Linked DNA regions of Homo sapiens: all the other regions are linked to region 1. Evidence: read pairs that join two places in POLR2A ChIA-PET (ENCODE). Cell type or tissue: CD4-positive, alpha-beta T cell. All regions are shown on one strand.

Region 1 (5,000 bases):
AAACAAAAAAACAAAAAAACAAAAAAATTAGCTGGGCGTGGTGGTCGGCGCCTGTAATCCCAGCTATTCAGGAGGCTGAGGCAGGAGAATGGCTTGAACCCGGGAGGCAGAGGTTGCAGTGAGCCGAGATCGTGCCACTGCACTCCAGCCTGGGCGACAGAACGAGACTCTGTCTCAAAAAAAAAAAAAAAAAAATTAAATTTACTTTAAAATATTAGCAGCCATGAAATGCCGAAGGAAAAATTACATTATTATTTAAAAAATTTTTTTTAGAGACAGGGTCTCACTCTGTTGCCCAGGCTACAGTACAGGGGCATGATCATAGTTCACCGAAGTCTAAAACTCCTGGACTCAAGCGATCCTCCTGCCTCAGCCTTCCAAGTAGCCAGGGCTGCAAGCACGTACCATCAGGCCCAGCTAATTTTTTTTTTTTTTTTTTGGTAGAGACGAGGTCTCGCTTTGTTGCCCAGGCTGATCTTGAACTCCTGGGCTCAAAAGATCCTGCTGCCTCAGCATCCCAAAGTGCTGGGATTATTGACATGATCTGCACATAGCCTAAATTATTATTTTAAGTAGGGTCAGGGCACATAGCAACATGTAACCAGCTACTACTAGGTATACCATGTAGTTGGTGTTCAGTAATCCACAGGGCTATGGCTATGGGAAAGGTACAAGGAATGATGCAGATAATATAGATGCAAAGAAAGAAGGAATGAAAGAGAAAAAGTAGTATATTGGAGACAAACACCATTTGCTCCAAGAGAGGAAAGGTTTTTAAATATGCGGTTTCTGCACCAATGCTTTAAGATATAACCTGGTAAGTAATAACTCCTCAAAATGCAAAGCCTAATTTACTGCAAAATCTTGTTTCCTTATATTCTAAAAGCCTATAGCTTTTAGAATTCACCAGTTCTAAGGCTGATGAAATGAGAAAGCAGAGAAAGAACCAAATCTTAGAATATTCAAATTAAGGATTCATCTGGAAGTTTTGAGTCCACTGGAAGGTTAATGATGCCTTCATTCTGGAGAGATGATACATCCCTGGGTTAACCAGTAGGGCTGTGGTCCTTCCTGCCACCTCCACTCTGTGGATACCTACTCTCTCAAGGCAGGTCTTGCCGACCCCACTTGCCATTGTGATCCTACTCTCAGACAGGAGTTTGGGACTGGTTATTGGTTACAGGGTCTAATATTAGCATTACCCAGAGTTCAGCTTTGGTCTCACACCCCTTCACAAGGGGAAATTCAGACTCCTACTTTAAGTGAAAGTGAGATCAATGGCCCATAGCAGGTGGACAGAGGACAGGGGCAGGCAGAATCCCAAGCTGTCACCCCCCTAGGGACAGCTCTGTGGAAACATCCAGCATTACTGCCAAGCACACAGCTGTCTCTACCTTCTGCTAAGGGCCAGAAGCCAAAACACTCTGGAGAGATTGGCTTTGCAGGTCTGTAGGTTACTCTCAGCAGGGTGGTCTGGCCTTGGCCCCCCAACTGGGAAACCGAGCCCCCTAAAAAAGAAGGTTTAAGGTTTGGCCAAAGGGAAGTCTAAACCTAGTGTGGCCACACCCACTGGGGGCACAACTTTGTTTAGAGAGGAAATGAAGGTAGCTGTTTCCTTTTTTCTGAAACCTGCCCTTCCTCATATTTAACCACAATGTGTTATTGCCAACCTCTGAGTCTCATCAGCTTAACAAAGGAGATCACTTCCTGGGGCCAGCAGTAGAGAGGTCGCTGAGAAATGGCCTTCTCCTCCTTGGCCAGGATCACTATGCTTGATTCCAAGTGGCATGGCCAGGCCAGGCCCTACCCCACCCTGACCCCAGAAAATAGAAACATGAACATGAACTCAGTCAGCATCTAGCTCATGGCTGCTGGAAATAGTTGGCAATCTCTCTCTCTCCAACACAGCTCCATCTTTCAGCATGAAGGGTAGGGAGATTTCTCACATGCACCAAGGTAAGGTGGAGGGGTCCCTGGAAATCTAATGGTAGCTGAGTCTTGTGGGCCTGAACCACTGTCCCTTGCTCTGCCCAGAAATGGATTTGTGAGATCACAGCCTAAGTGACTGATGGAGCCAGGCGCATCCTACGGACCACAGCAGTCCACAAAACTCTCTCTTGGGAAAACTGCCTCTTCCCAGGGGAAATTGTGCCAAGTGCGTGGCAGACTGCAGGGCAGAGCGGAAATGTAGCATGAGGCTCGGTGATGCTTGTTGGCCTTTACCACGCCCCTGGGCTGAAGACCGCATGCTGCTCAGGCACAGCAGCAGGAAGCCTGTTCCACCATTAGCAAGCAGGTAAGAGAGAAGAGCAAAGCTGACTGGTGAAGGGAAACTGAAACAACATGCATCAAAGCTCAGAGAGAGCATGATGGAGGGCGAGGCTGCTCAGCTGGCACTGCTCCTAGGTCCTCTCCATCCCAGTCCGACTGCCTTTCCTGCTGTGGGCTCCTCTCCCCTCCCGTCTCCTCCTGCACAATGCACTCGCAACCTAGCCTACCCCAAAGAGGCTGAGCAAGGGTCCAGGGTAAGTGGGTTTCTGAGGAGTAGGGGACATGCAGGAAAGAAGGCGATCCACATGTCCCCTTCTCTTATCTCACTGCTGTCCACCTTCTCTGAATTCACCTAGACTTCATTCCACAATGGCAAGTGATGCTCATGTGAAAGGCTGGGGGGAACCTGACCAGCTCTCTCAGCCCATGACTTCCACACCCTCTCATCACCTGAAGACAAAGGGACCAGCTAGCACCCTGTCCTACCTCCAGCATCGGGACTCTGCTCGAAATCCTTGGACATTGTTGTCCCCTCCAATCAAGTATACGAAGTTGTTGAGCACCGCGATGCCCTGGTTGGACATGCGGGGGGCCAGGGAGGCAGTGAAGTGCTTCCACTCTCCCAGTAAGGGGTTTAGATACTTGGCCTGGTCGCTGAGGACAGTGGACGGCGTGGAGTGAATGCCCCCGAAGCCCACAACGCACTGGAAGTCCGACCGCAGCTCCGTTTGCGGGCTCTGCAGGCTGGGCTGTAGGCTCTCGTTCCGGTGGTACATGAGGGCGCTGGCCACTGTGTCCCTCAAAGGGCTGGGGTCCAGCTTGTCATGCAGCCGCTGCAGGACCTCAGCTTCCATCAGCGGAAACCGCACTGTCTCAAGGAGCTTTGGGGGCTCGTGCAGCGAGATCTGGTCAGCCTGCACCTGCTCCAGGCTATAATGGTAGAGAAGGGCCCCCTCATATACCTCGGTCTCGCAGGAGACCTCCAGGCGATTGCTGCTGAGGAGGGAGTAGACCTTCTCCAATGGAAGCTGGCGGTACTTGTCAGTCCGAGAGAAGGCCACAAAGTTTTTGAGGATATAGGTGTCCAGTTGCTCAGTCAGGCGGCTCAAGTCAAACAGCTCTGCCAGCCGGTAGACATCGAGAATGTTCTCTTCGTCCACCCAGGACATGAGGAAATCACAGCAGAAATGGATAATTTCTGGGATCTGCAGAGAGAATGACACCCATTCAAGCCTGGGCTGGTGAACAGCATCTGGGGGTGGGAGAGAGAATGATGGCAGAAATACGGGCTGTTGTGGGCCAGGCAAAGCAGAAGGGAAGTCCTCCTTAATTGTCCCCGACCTTTTCTGACACACTGGAGACTGGGGCTTACTGCAGACTAGGTTTAAGTCCTGGTTTGGAAACATACTGGGTGACAGGATATACAGCATGTTTTTTTTTGGTTTTGTTTTGCTTTTCTTTGAGACAAAGTTTCGCTCTTGTTGCCCAGAATGGAGTGCAGTGGCAGAATCTCGGCTCACTAACACCTCCCCCTCCCGGGTTGAAATGATTCTCCTGCCTCAGCCTCCCGTACAGAATGTTTTTAACCTCTCTAAGCCTCAGTCTCCTCATCTATAAAACGGGGATCATTAAAGTGAAGAGGAACATGATGAAAATGAGAGAGCACATAGGAGTGGACCCTTGATATATGTCAGTTCCCTCTTAGATCAAAAGTACTGGCTCGGCCGGGTGCGGTGGCTCATGCCTATAATCCCAGCACTTTGGGAGGACAAGGTGGGTGTATCACGAGGTCAGGAGTTTGAGACCAGCCTGACCAACATGGTGAAACACCGTCTCTACTAGAAATACAAAAATTAGCTGGGCGTGGTGGCGCGCGCCTGTAATCCCAGCTACTCAGGAGGCTGAGGCAGGAGAATCGCTGGAACCCAGGAGGCGGAGGTTGCAGTGAGCCGAGATCGCGCCATTGCACTCCAACCTGGGTGACAGAGCGAGACTCCGTCTAAAAAAAAAAAAAAAAAAAAAAAAAGAAGTACTGGCTCTCCAGAAAAGCAGGAAGCAGCACAAATGGTCACTGTGTCATATATCTGTGGTTTGGAAAGGACCTAAGACCATCCCCATCCCTACCCTAGGATTCTCTGGAAGAGCCTGCCTCTCCAAAAGCGCTGGGACCAGAAACAAACCTGGCTTTTTCCCCCGCCAGAACATCCACCCTGGTTCCCTAGAAGTGCTCAGAGCCTCTCAGACACCTAACCAATACCCACCCAGGAACCTGATTTAGAATTATTTTTCTTTTTTCTTTTTAAAATTTGAGACAGGGTCTTGCTCTGTTGCCCAGGCTGCAGTGCCATGGCAAGATCATAGCTCACCGAAGTCTCAAGCTTCTGGGCTCAAGTGATCCCTGACTCAGGGTTCTTGAGGTTCCCAGCTGGGTCAAGACCCACTTGACTCCAGTAAGTGCAGGGGCTCCCAGGTGGCCATATCAACCCTTCCCAGCCATGGGGAAGCACTAGTGGTTTGAAAGGACGGCAAGAGAGAGAATGACACTGGAGGGAGGTGGGAACAAGGCCACAACCAGCAGGCTGTTAAAGGCCACCCTGTGAACAGACAACCAAATCTTGGGAGAATAGGAGACAAAGGGAAGGGCCCTAGGGAAAACTGCCTGGGAGAACAAACCAGGTGTTGATAAATTATTTAGGAAAGCAGGATTTTAGAGTTTCAGTGGGGCCCCC
Region 2 (5,000 bases), 59 kb after region 1:
TGTGTTTTTGTTTTTTTTGAGACTGAGTCTCACTCTGTCGCCTAGGCTGGAGTACAGTGGCGTGATCTTGGCTCACTGCAAGCTCTGCCTCCCGGGTTCACACCATTCTCCTGAGTAGCTGGGACTACAGGCGCCCATCACCACACCCGGCTAATTTTTTTTTTTTTTTTGTATTTTTTTTAGTAGAGATGGGGTTTCACCATGTTAGCCAGGATGGTCTCCATCTCCTGACCCCGTGATCCCCCTACCTCGGCCTCCCAAAATGCTGGGATTACAGGCGTGAGCCACTGCGCCTGGCCTTATTTATTTATTTATTTATTTATTTATTTATTTATTTATGTATTTCTGAGACAGAGTCTTTCTCTGTTGCCTAGGCTGGAGTGTGGTGGCTCAATCTCACCTCACTGCAGCCTCTGCCTCCAGGGTTCACATGATTCTCCCACCTCGGCCTCCAGAGTAGCTGGGACTACAGGCGTGCACCACCATGCCTGGCTAATTTTTGTATTTTTAGTAGAGATGGGGTTTCGCCATGTTGGGCAGGCTGGTGTTGAACTCCTGACCTGACCTCAGGTGATCCACCCGCCTTGGCCTCCCAAAATACTGGGATTATAGGCGTGAGCCACCGTGACCAGCCTGTTCTTGTTTATGACGTGTTATTCCATGGAGGACTCTGTTCCAGATAACTCTTTTATTTTGTGCCTAATGAACTTTGGTGTTAGTTCCAGATGTTGGCTACATGAAGGCAACCCCAGGAATGGCTTTGGTCATGTCTTCTGGTAAATATATGCACTTAATTCTCTGGGCTGTGCACCTAGAAGTTAAATAAAGGACTGGGTCAGAGGATGTGTCTCTTAGCATGTTCTGCTGAACAGTGTTCCCAAGTGGTACCAGTTTACGTTCCCACCAGCAAAATGTGAGGGAGTTCCACTTGCTGGACATCCTTGCCAACACCTGGTATTGTCAAGGAACCTGTCTGTAACAGGCACTCTCGTTGATTTTGAATGCACGCTGAAATTTACTGGGTGCAGTGACAGTAGGAAGGGAAAGGATGATTAAAAAAAGAAAAAAGGAATGGAAAGGCTGATCTAGGAGGGAGGAAGCTCATAAGGAAATAAGTGGTAGGATTTGGTGATTCCATGTGTGAATGCTCGTATTCCGTGTGCATGCGTATATGAGCTTGCAGGAGAAAGGGAGGAGGGAGGCACTGGTATGCACTCCACCAGTTCTCCTGCCACAGCCTCTCTACTGATCTGAGGGCTGGGTGTAAGGTGATGATGTGGGGAGTGGGTGTGGGTGAAATTTCCAACAGTCAGTGGGAGATGGGGGAAGCAAACCTGGGAAGAGCAGCCTGCTGCAGGAGCAAGTGGGTGGGCCGTCCTGGAGGCTGGATGAAACCTGTCTGCCTAGGTGGGGATGGCAGAAGTGGCAGAGCAGAGAACTCCAGAGCAGGGCTGTGGTGGGCAGAGCAGATGTGAAGGAAGACTGTGGGATGAGAGGATGGGGCACGGTGGAGCCCCATCAGCCTCCAGTCACAGCAGCCCCGGTCCCGTCTCTCCCTCCTGTTTTGGTCAGTACCTTCAGGACTTGTGGGTGTAGTACTTCGTTCCATTCCGGATAACATTGTAGAAGACTGAAAAACAGGAAGGTGTTTTCCATACTCTCTCCAGAGCTGGCTGTTACTGACATATTGATATATTTCCACCAGTCTTGTGTGTGCTTATAGCTTGATATGTATGCATTTTAAATATGTAAATATATATACACATGTATTTTTAAAGTGAAACTAGGCTGAGACTGTGAGTTCAGTTTTGAGTTATAGGTTTCCCATGGCTTAGGTTGTGTTCTCTCCCTGGATGGAGTCTGGCTGGGACCTGCATGCTCACAGCCCAGGTTCACATGAGGTGTGGATCATGCACAATCATCCCACGGGCTTGAGATAAGCATTTGACTTCCTTTTTTTTTAAAAAAAAAGTTCATTATGGACTTTTTCAAGTGTTCCCAGAAGTAGAGATAATAGAAAAGTGGTCTCCCAACTACTTTGAGAGTTAGCAACATATGGCCAGTGTTGCTTCACCCACCCTTCCTCATCACCTCCTGGACTATTTTAAATCACATCCCAGACACCAGATGATTTCAACTGTGAGTACTTGAGTGCAGATCTCTAAAAGATCGAGCTTCCCCACCCCCACCAAATACCACAGAGCCATGTGAGATCAGCATTTGGGTTGGCAGATCTCCTCCTTGCCACATGCTTGCCTGGTGGTGAATGGGACACTTTCAGGCGAGACCTAGGGGAGCCCCAGGCCAGCACCAGGACAGAGATCTCGAGGCCTTTCCAACTCTGCTGGTTCTTCAGAAGTCAAACCAACAGATTGGAGTATGTGAAGGAAGCTCGTGTATTCTTCTGAACTAGCTTAGACAACAGTACACAGTTTGAAGGGCAGCAGCCTTTTCTGCAGGTTAGTTCTTTCAATGATCTTGTTTACTGGGAGTTGAGAGACCTTGAGGATAGAGGCAAGAAAGCGTCATCAAGCAGCCCAGAGGGGTGTACAGTGTTTGAAGTCTCCTGTATTGGTATGATTCGAGATTTTCATTCTGCAGGACCAAAATACCCATTCCTACATGTGGGTGGAGAGTTAAATTCTGAAGTATATATTTTTATCTTGTTAAAAAAACACTTTTATGTTTCTTTAAAAAGTAAAAGAACCAGAATGTAGAAGTTTCAGTAAAGGAAAAAGTTACAGTTTGTTTGGGATACAGTTTGACAAATGTGCTCCCAGCTGCCTGAGAGATAGAGAGGCCAGATGTTTGCTTTGGTTACATTGATGACTGAACAATCGGTATCTCATCATTTCCTGCCTTAGAGATGAAAGCACCTGGGCACTGGGGCAGTAAATTGGTTGCAGGATTGGAAGAAGTCCAAGGACAGTGTGGGATGCCACCCTGTAGCTGTCTAGAGACCTAGTGAAGGTCAGAAGGCTGGGTGAGAACAAGCCCTGCACTGATGGAGGACAGGGAAGGGGCTTTTCTGGCTGGGAGTGTGGTGAGGCATTTGAGCTGCAGCCAGAAGGCACCTCTCAGATTGGTGGGGCTTGGGGTGGGGGTGGGAGGAACTGCTTTGCCTGTGCCGTTGGCCTCACTCATCCTGAGGTCCCTTCAAACTCCATCCATACTCTGACTGTGGGGCCACTTGCAGAAGGAATATGTGGCAGGTTTTTTTTGTTTTGTTTTGTTTTTTGTTTTGAGACGGAGTCTAGCTCTGTCACCCAGGCTGGAGTGCAGTGGCACGATCTCGGCTGACTGCAACCTCCGCCTCCCGGGTTCAGGCGATTCTCCTGCCTCAGCTTTTGGAGTCGCTGGGCTTACAGGCGCCTGCCACCATGCCCAGCTAACTTTTGTAATTTTAGTAGAGACGGGATTTAGTAGAGACGGGATTTCGAACTCCTGACCTCGTGATCCGCCTGCCTTGGCCTCCCAAAGTCCTGGGATTATAAGTGTGAGCCACTGTTCCCTGGCCTGTGGCAATTTTTTGAGACGCTCCTGGGGGTCCAAATTGCTAATAGAGGAGAAACTTACTGTCCCTGTGTTGACTGAGACAGGAAGGTTTAGATAGGTGAAAGTGGTCTGGGCGCAGTTGCTCACACCTATAATCCAGCACTTTGGGAGGCCAAGGTGGGAGAATCGCTTGATGCCAGGAGTTCAAGACTAGCTTGGGCAACATAGTGAGATCCTGTCTCTATAAAAAATAATTTTAAAAAATTAGCTAGGCCTGTAGTCCCAGCTACTCGGGAGACTGAGGAGGGAGGATTGCTTGAGCCTAGGAGTCGGAGGCTGCAGTGAGCTGATTGCGCCACCATACTCCACCCTGGGCAACACAGAGAGCCTGTCTCAAAAACAAAAGAAAGGTGAACATGAGTTTTTTTGTTTTTTTTTTGACATAGTTTTGCCCTGTCCCACAGGCGTGGGCCACCACGCCCAGCTAATTTTTGTATTTTTAGTGGAGATGGGGTTTCGCCATGTTGGCCAGGCTGGTCTTGAACTCCTGGCCTCTCAAGTGATCCACCCACCTCGGTCTCCCAAAGTTTTGGGATTACAGACATGAGCCATTGAGCCTGGCCAAACATGACCTTTCTCTTTTTTTTTTTTTTTTTTTTTTTGAGACGGAGTTTCACTCTTGTTGCCCAGGCTGGAGTACAGTGGCACGATCTCAGCTCACTGCAAACTCCACCTCCCGGGTTCAAGTGATTCTCCTGCCTCAGCCTCCTGAGTAGCAGAGATTACAGGCATGCACCACCACGCCTGGCTAATTTTGTATTTTTAGTAGAGACGGGGTTTCTCCATGTTGGTCAGGGTGGTCTCAAACTCCCCACCTCAGGTGATCCACCTATCTCAGCCTCCCGAAGTGTTGGGATTACAGGTGTGAGCCCCTGCACCCGGCCACGTGACCCTTCTTAATAGCTATTGTTCGCTGAGTATTTCTCTACGACACTCTTTATGTGCATTTTGTCATTTAATTTTAATTTTAATTTTCTTTTTTTTTTTGAGACAGGGTCTTACTCTTTCACCCAGGCTGTAGTGTAGTGGCACGATTTTGGCTCGCTGCAGCTTCCGCCTCCTGGGCTCAAGAAATCCTCCCACCTCAGCCCCCGAGTTTCTGGGACTACAGGCATGCACCACTATGACTGGCTAAGTTTTTGTATTTTTTGTAGAGATGGGGTTTCACTATATTGCCCAGGCCAATCTTGAATCTTGAATTCCTGGGCTCAAGCATGAGCCACCACACTCGGCCTCATTTAATTTTTAATTACTTTAAATTTTATCAACATAATATATCACATAAACTGTAAAAAGACAAGAAACTACTGTGGTTCCCATTCTGCCAGTTCTCCCCAGAGGTAGCAACTGCCTTTACATCTGAGCTTTCTTCCGGCATATACCTCTGATTCTAGGTAATAGGCACATGCTGCTTTTGCAACTTGGCGTTTTACAAATTATGTTGG
Region 3 (5,000 bases), 70 kb after region 1:
AAGCAAGCAGGGGCCTGGGTTGCTTCCCACACTCAGTGGCAGTTGCTCACTGGCAGTCATGTGACCTGGGGAGCTGGCGAGGGCGTGGGGGTAGGAATGGGAACGGGAGACAGAGGCCCTTTGGGAGGAATTGCCACAGATGCAGTGGGAGTTGGGGCAAAGATTTGAACTTTGGAGAATTAAAGGTGGCAGTCAGAAAGTGAAGGGAGTTCCCAAGTTTCTGGGATGGGCACTTGGTGCTGGGAGATGAAGACACGAAGAGCTTTTCTTGATGTATCCCTGCTGGCTGCTCAGGCAGGGTCGGGCAATGCCATTAAGACACACTGTGTTCTGGGAACAGTTCTGGACAGTAAGGACATCCTCAGACCCCTTAGTGGGGGAGCTCCAAGGGCCTGTAATGATGAATCGGTCCCCTGGGAGGCTTCAGTCTAAGCTAGATACCAGTTGAACCCTGACTGAGTACACAGACATAGCTATGGCAACCAGCTAGACCATGGCCAAAGGCAGAGCATTGGAGCCCAGTTCACAGCAAGGGACTGTGTGCTCTGAGCCGGTAACAGTCCTTGTGTTCAGAGGTCTGGCTGGTCGCAACCAGGGAGTGGCCCCCAGCCCCCTTCCTCAGCTAGAGCGAGCACCACCCAGGCAGCCTTGGGTTCTTTGGTGGCCGCCTCATAGGCCTGTACTGTTTGTGAACCTGTTGCTTATGTTGGACAGGACTGTGGCAGGACAGCCATCAAGGGTCTTCCCTTGTGAGCTGACACCAGTCTGCTCTTTGTCCTCCTCTGGCTGGACAGGCCCTCGTCTTCCCGGCTTGCTTGTGTGGGGGAAGAGCTCACTGTGACATGTGGGTTCTCTGTTCTTTGTCTCAGGCTGTGCTCCTTACTCCATGTTGGGGGCTGTCTCCTTGTGTGATAGTTTCCTTTCATTTCGTGACAGTGGCTCGAAGGGTTTTGTTTTCAGGAGACAGAGACTGAGGAGTAGCCATTCGGGTCTGGCTGCTCAGGAAGGCATGCTGGGGATGGCAGCAGAGCCCAGCTCAGGGAGATCAGAAGGGGGCTTTGGGAGCAGCCAGTGCTGTTCTGAAGGTGGGCCTGGGTCCTGCCTGCAGCCTCCCGCAGCGGGTGTGTTAGGTCTAAGGGAGGAAGGAAGGGGACTTGACCTCAGCAGGAGTGTGAAATGGGTACCCTCCTGGAGTCAATGTCCAGGCAGGGGATGCCTCTGAAAAGCGCCAGGCCAGCTGGAGAGGAAAGGGCAGGCATCTGCAGGGAAGTGTGGGGGATTAGCTGCAGAGTTCCTGGGTTCTTTTTCGCTTTGTCTCTATTTTGTGACACTTGATCTTCAAACTAGAAACAGGAGCAAAGACATTTTCAAAAATACAGTTGTCAGAACTGCAAAACCACACAGGGTCTGTTACTGGCCACCAAACCTGCTGGGCCTCCCTGGGTGGATGCTGTGGGAGAGATGTGGGAGTGACATGGCACAGTGCTGCTGTTCTGAGCGGTAGCCTTGCTGGAGGAGCGCCTTGCCGGAGGAGCACCTTGCTCCTTGGCCCCACTCTGACCCTCCGAAGCTCATGTGGAACTGGACATTTACCCCAACTCGGTTTCCTGGTGTTGGCCTGTCAAGACTTGCCTGTTTCTGGCCTCCAGCTTGGTCCATGCTCCTCAGGCTCTGAGTAGCTGACGGTGCCCACAGTGTCCATGTCATCTGTGACATTACCCAGGACAGGACAGGGCCCGTCTGCCAGTACATCCCCTGGTGTATGGTGCCACCTTGCCTTCAGCTCACCAAGCATATTTCTTCAACCTGGTCATCCCACCACCTCAGAGCTATTGCACTAAGCTGTGTTTCTAGATCTTGTCTCTCTGACTGTGCCAGGTGTCTCTGCTGCACCAAGACAGTGTCTGTCTGGGGCCTGCCAGTCTGCTGACACTCTCAAAAACGGCCAGTAGCAGCTCAAAAGGACTGCTTTTGTATCAAAGCCTGGCTTTGCTCTCTGATCGCTGCTGGTGGGCACAGAGCCCATCTGTGTAACTGGTTGTCACTCCCCAGACTCTTCTGCACCCTTCTTCCTCTCTGACTCCTGGCCACATCTGCCACCCACAGCCTCCCCACTCCTTACACAGCCAGCCTCCAGGCCGTCCTGCTTGGCCTGCAAATGCTCCCCTGCTGTTTCTACTGCTCTTCCCTGAGTCTCCCTATTGGTCCCAGTGCTTTGGGAGGCCAAGGTGGAGGATCACTTAAGGCCAGGAGTTTGAGACCAGCCTGGGCAACAAAGCAAGACCCTGTCTCTACAAAAAAAGTAAAAAATAAAAAAATTAGCCAGGCGTGGTGGCGCATGCCTGTAGTCCCAGCTATTTGGGAGGCTGAGGTGAGAGGATACTTGAGCCCAGGAGTTTGAAGCTGCAGTGAGCTGTGTTTGCCCCACTGCGCTGCACCTGTGAGAGAGTGAGACATTGTCTCAAAAAACAAAAGAAGAAAAAGAAAAAAGGAAGGTGGGAAGAACAAGTATGCCTTTGAAGGGCATACCTGCCTTGAGGGGCACAGATGAGGCAACCTTCAGAAAACAGGCCTGTGCAGCCACTTCTATCAGAAATGCTCACTGACTTCTTGGGGCCTAGCAGCTATCGTCTCAGCCTCTGGGTGTGGAGACCCTGCCCCATGCTAACCTGAGAGCATGAGTACAGGGTCCTCCCAGCCCACCCATGCCTCGCTTCCCCAGGACTCTGACCCAGTGCCGCGCGTGAGTTGGTTGTCATTATCCTCCTGGATTGTTAACTCTCTCATCTTTTGTGGCCCTGGTGACCTTTCTTACTTGTCTGTTCCACACCTGGATGCCTTGTGAGCAGAAACCCCTTGCTGCCTCCTCGCCTCCCTTCAGGCTTCAGGAAGCAGACAGGGAGGTAGGAACTCCAAGAGTGCAGGAGTCTCATTCTGTCGCCCAGGCTGGAGTGCAGTAGTGCCATCTTGGCTCACTGCAACCTCTGCCTCCAGGGTTCAAGCGATTCTCCTGCCTCAGCCTCCCGAGTAGCTGGGACCACAGGTGCCTGCCACCACACCCGACTAATTTTTGTATTTTTAGTGGAGACAGGGTTTCACCACGTTAGCCAGGCTGGTCTCAAACTCCTGACCTCAGGTGATCCACCTGCCTCGGCCTCCCAAAGTGCTGGGATTACAGACCTGAGCCATCGTGCCCAGCCCAAGAGTGCTTTTTGAATCTAGCAGGGTGGTAGGTCAATGTCATTTTGTTTTTCTTTTTACATTAAGACAGATGTATGCACCTCTCAGCATTAAACCTCCTTTCTGTGATGTCTTTAAGAATCACAGTCATATTGCTGTAGCCCCGTCTGTACATTCCTTCAGTTTCCTGAGGTTGGCTGGTTGCTGTTTGGAGTGGTCAGAATGCTTTCTAGCACGAGCTGGACTGGGCCTATTCAATTCACTCAGAGGCAAGGCCCCAGAGCCCTGACATGTTTGCTTGTTTCTTTTTTCTTTTGCTTTCTTTCTTTTTTTTTTTTTTGAGACGGAGTCTCGCACTGTTGCCCAGGCTGAAGTGCAGTGGCGCAATCTCCGCTCACTGCCAGCTCCGCCTCCCGGGTTCATGCCATTCTCCTGCCTCAGCCTCCCGAGTAGCTGGGACTACAGGCGCCTGCCACCATGCCCAGCTAATTTTTTGTATTTTTAGTAGAGACAGGGTTTCACTGTGTTAGCCAGGATGGTCGTGCTCGCCTGACCTCGTGATCTGCCCGCCTTGGCCTCCCAAAGTGCTGGGACTACAGGCGTGAGCCACCGTGCTCAGCCTGCTTCTTTCTTTCTTTTTTTTTTTTTTTTTTTTTTTGAGATGGAGTTTCGCTCTGTCACCCAGGCTGGAGTGCAGTGGCGCAATCTCGGCTCACTGCAACCTCCACCTCCCGGTTCAAGCGATTCTCCTGCCTCAGCCTCCTTTGTAGCTGAGATTACAGGCATGCGCAACCACACCCTGCTAATTTTGTATTTTTAGTAGAGACAGGGTTTCACCATGTTGGTCAGGTTGGTCTTGAACTCCTGACCTCAGATGATCCACCCGCCTCGGCCTCCCAAAGTGTTGGGATTACAGGCGTGTGGCACTGCACCTGGCCACTTGTTTCTTTATCAGCAAGCCCAGGGTGGGAGGCCAGGCAAGGAAGAGACCCATCCCACTGGCAAGAAGGCAGGCAGTGAGCACACCAGAGCAGTCCACCCCTGGGAGCCACAGGCCAGGCCTTTCTAACAGATTCACACTTGTTTTTGTCTTTCTGTGTGTGAGTGTGGGAGGTGGGGGTGGGGGTGGGTGGGGCAGCATGTGCTGCATTCGAGGGGTCTCCACCTTAACTGATGTACATGGCTCTTTATCCCCGTGGAGCAGCAGTGTGATGAAAAACTCTTCATAGGATTCTATCTCTTAGTACAAAATTGTTGGTAAATGGGTTTTTAAAGATATTTTTCACATTTATGTGGTCTTTCTCTTCTTGTCTCTAGCTAGAAGTGAAGTTGGAGCTTGTCTCTTTGATCCCACATATAGGACCTGCATTGTCCCACATAGGGACAGACCCTTGCCTTGGGAGGGACTGAGAGATGACTTCATGTGGCCCCTTCATTTTATAGGAGTAATCGAGTCTAGAACCAGGGTGCTACCATCTGGCAGAGTTCATGGGGAACGCAGGCCACTCAGAGAGCAGGAAATAGAGGCCAGCTGGCCACCCAGTAGTCTAATGCGTACTTCCTTGATCCTGAACTGGTTGTGAGCCATCCCTAGGGGCAACCCCTCCCCCGCCCCGTCCCTTCATGCCAGGGCTCTCTCTTTGCTTCATGGCGACCACCTTTCCTGTCCCTTTTTTCTGATCACCCTGCTCAGTGGCCTGTCATTGCTCTCTGTTGAGTGCCCCTTCCCATATGCCTCTCCTGGACCTCAGCCAGGCTGGTGTGCTGGCGATAGCACCTTGTCACCAGGGGCAGCTGCTATGCAGGGCCTGTTGGCCAGG

The links. ChIA-PET counts read pairs that join two places held together with the same protein. Peaks named below come from ENCODE experiments on the same cell type or tissue, not always from the same donor. Only the 100,000 strongest peaks of a DNase experiment are listed, where the experiment ranks them.
Region 2: POLR2A ChIA-PET joins it to region 1 with 5 read pairs; 6 of 35 experiments call an interaction of 5 or more read pairs at or near these places.
Region 3: POLR2A ChIA-PET joins it to region 1 with 6 read pairs; 8 of 35 experiments call an interaction of 5 or more read pairs at or near these places.

What each region holds. Positions count from the first base shown.
Region 1 is chr22:20,462,101-20,467,100 of GRCh38, forward strand. KLHL22 (kelch like family member 22) reads right to left here. Exons shown (of 7, transcript NM_032775.4): 4 at 2,758-3,476. All of the region lies in intron 1 of LOC124905085 (a long non-coding RNA gene), which reads left to right. Among named protein-coding and RNA genes, the nearest start is that of SCARF2, 27 kb to the left of the region's middle. RefSeq lists an enhancer at 2,126-2,315. In CD4-positive, alpha-beta T cell, no CTCF peak of the experiment used is centred here; DNase peaks (open chromatin) are centred at 1,631 and 2,261; H3K4me3 peaks cover 510 bases; H3K27ac peaks cover 3,865 bases.
Region 2 is chr22:20,521,397-20,526,396 of GRCh38, forward strand. The region is part of intron 1 of MED15 (mediator complex subunit 15); the gene reads left to right. Among named protein-coding and RNA genes, the nearest start is that of MED15, 16 kb to the left of the region's middle. In CD4-positive, alpha-beta T cell, no CTCF peak of the experiment used is centred here; DNase peaks (open chromatin) are centred at 2,215 and 2,925; H3K27ac peaks cover 1,750 bases.
Region 3 is chr22:20,532,058-20,537,057 of GRCh38, forward strand. All of the region lies in intron 1 of MED15 (mediator complex subunit 15), which reads left to right. Among named protein-coding and RNA genes, the nearest start is that of MED15, 27 kb to the left of the region's middle. In CD4-positive, alpha-beta T cell, no CTCF peak of the experiment used is centred here; no DNase peak of the experiment used is centred here.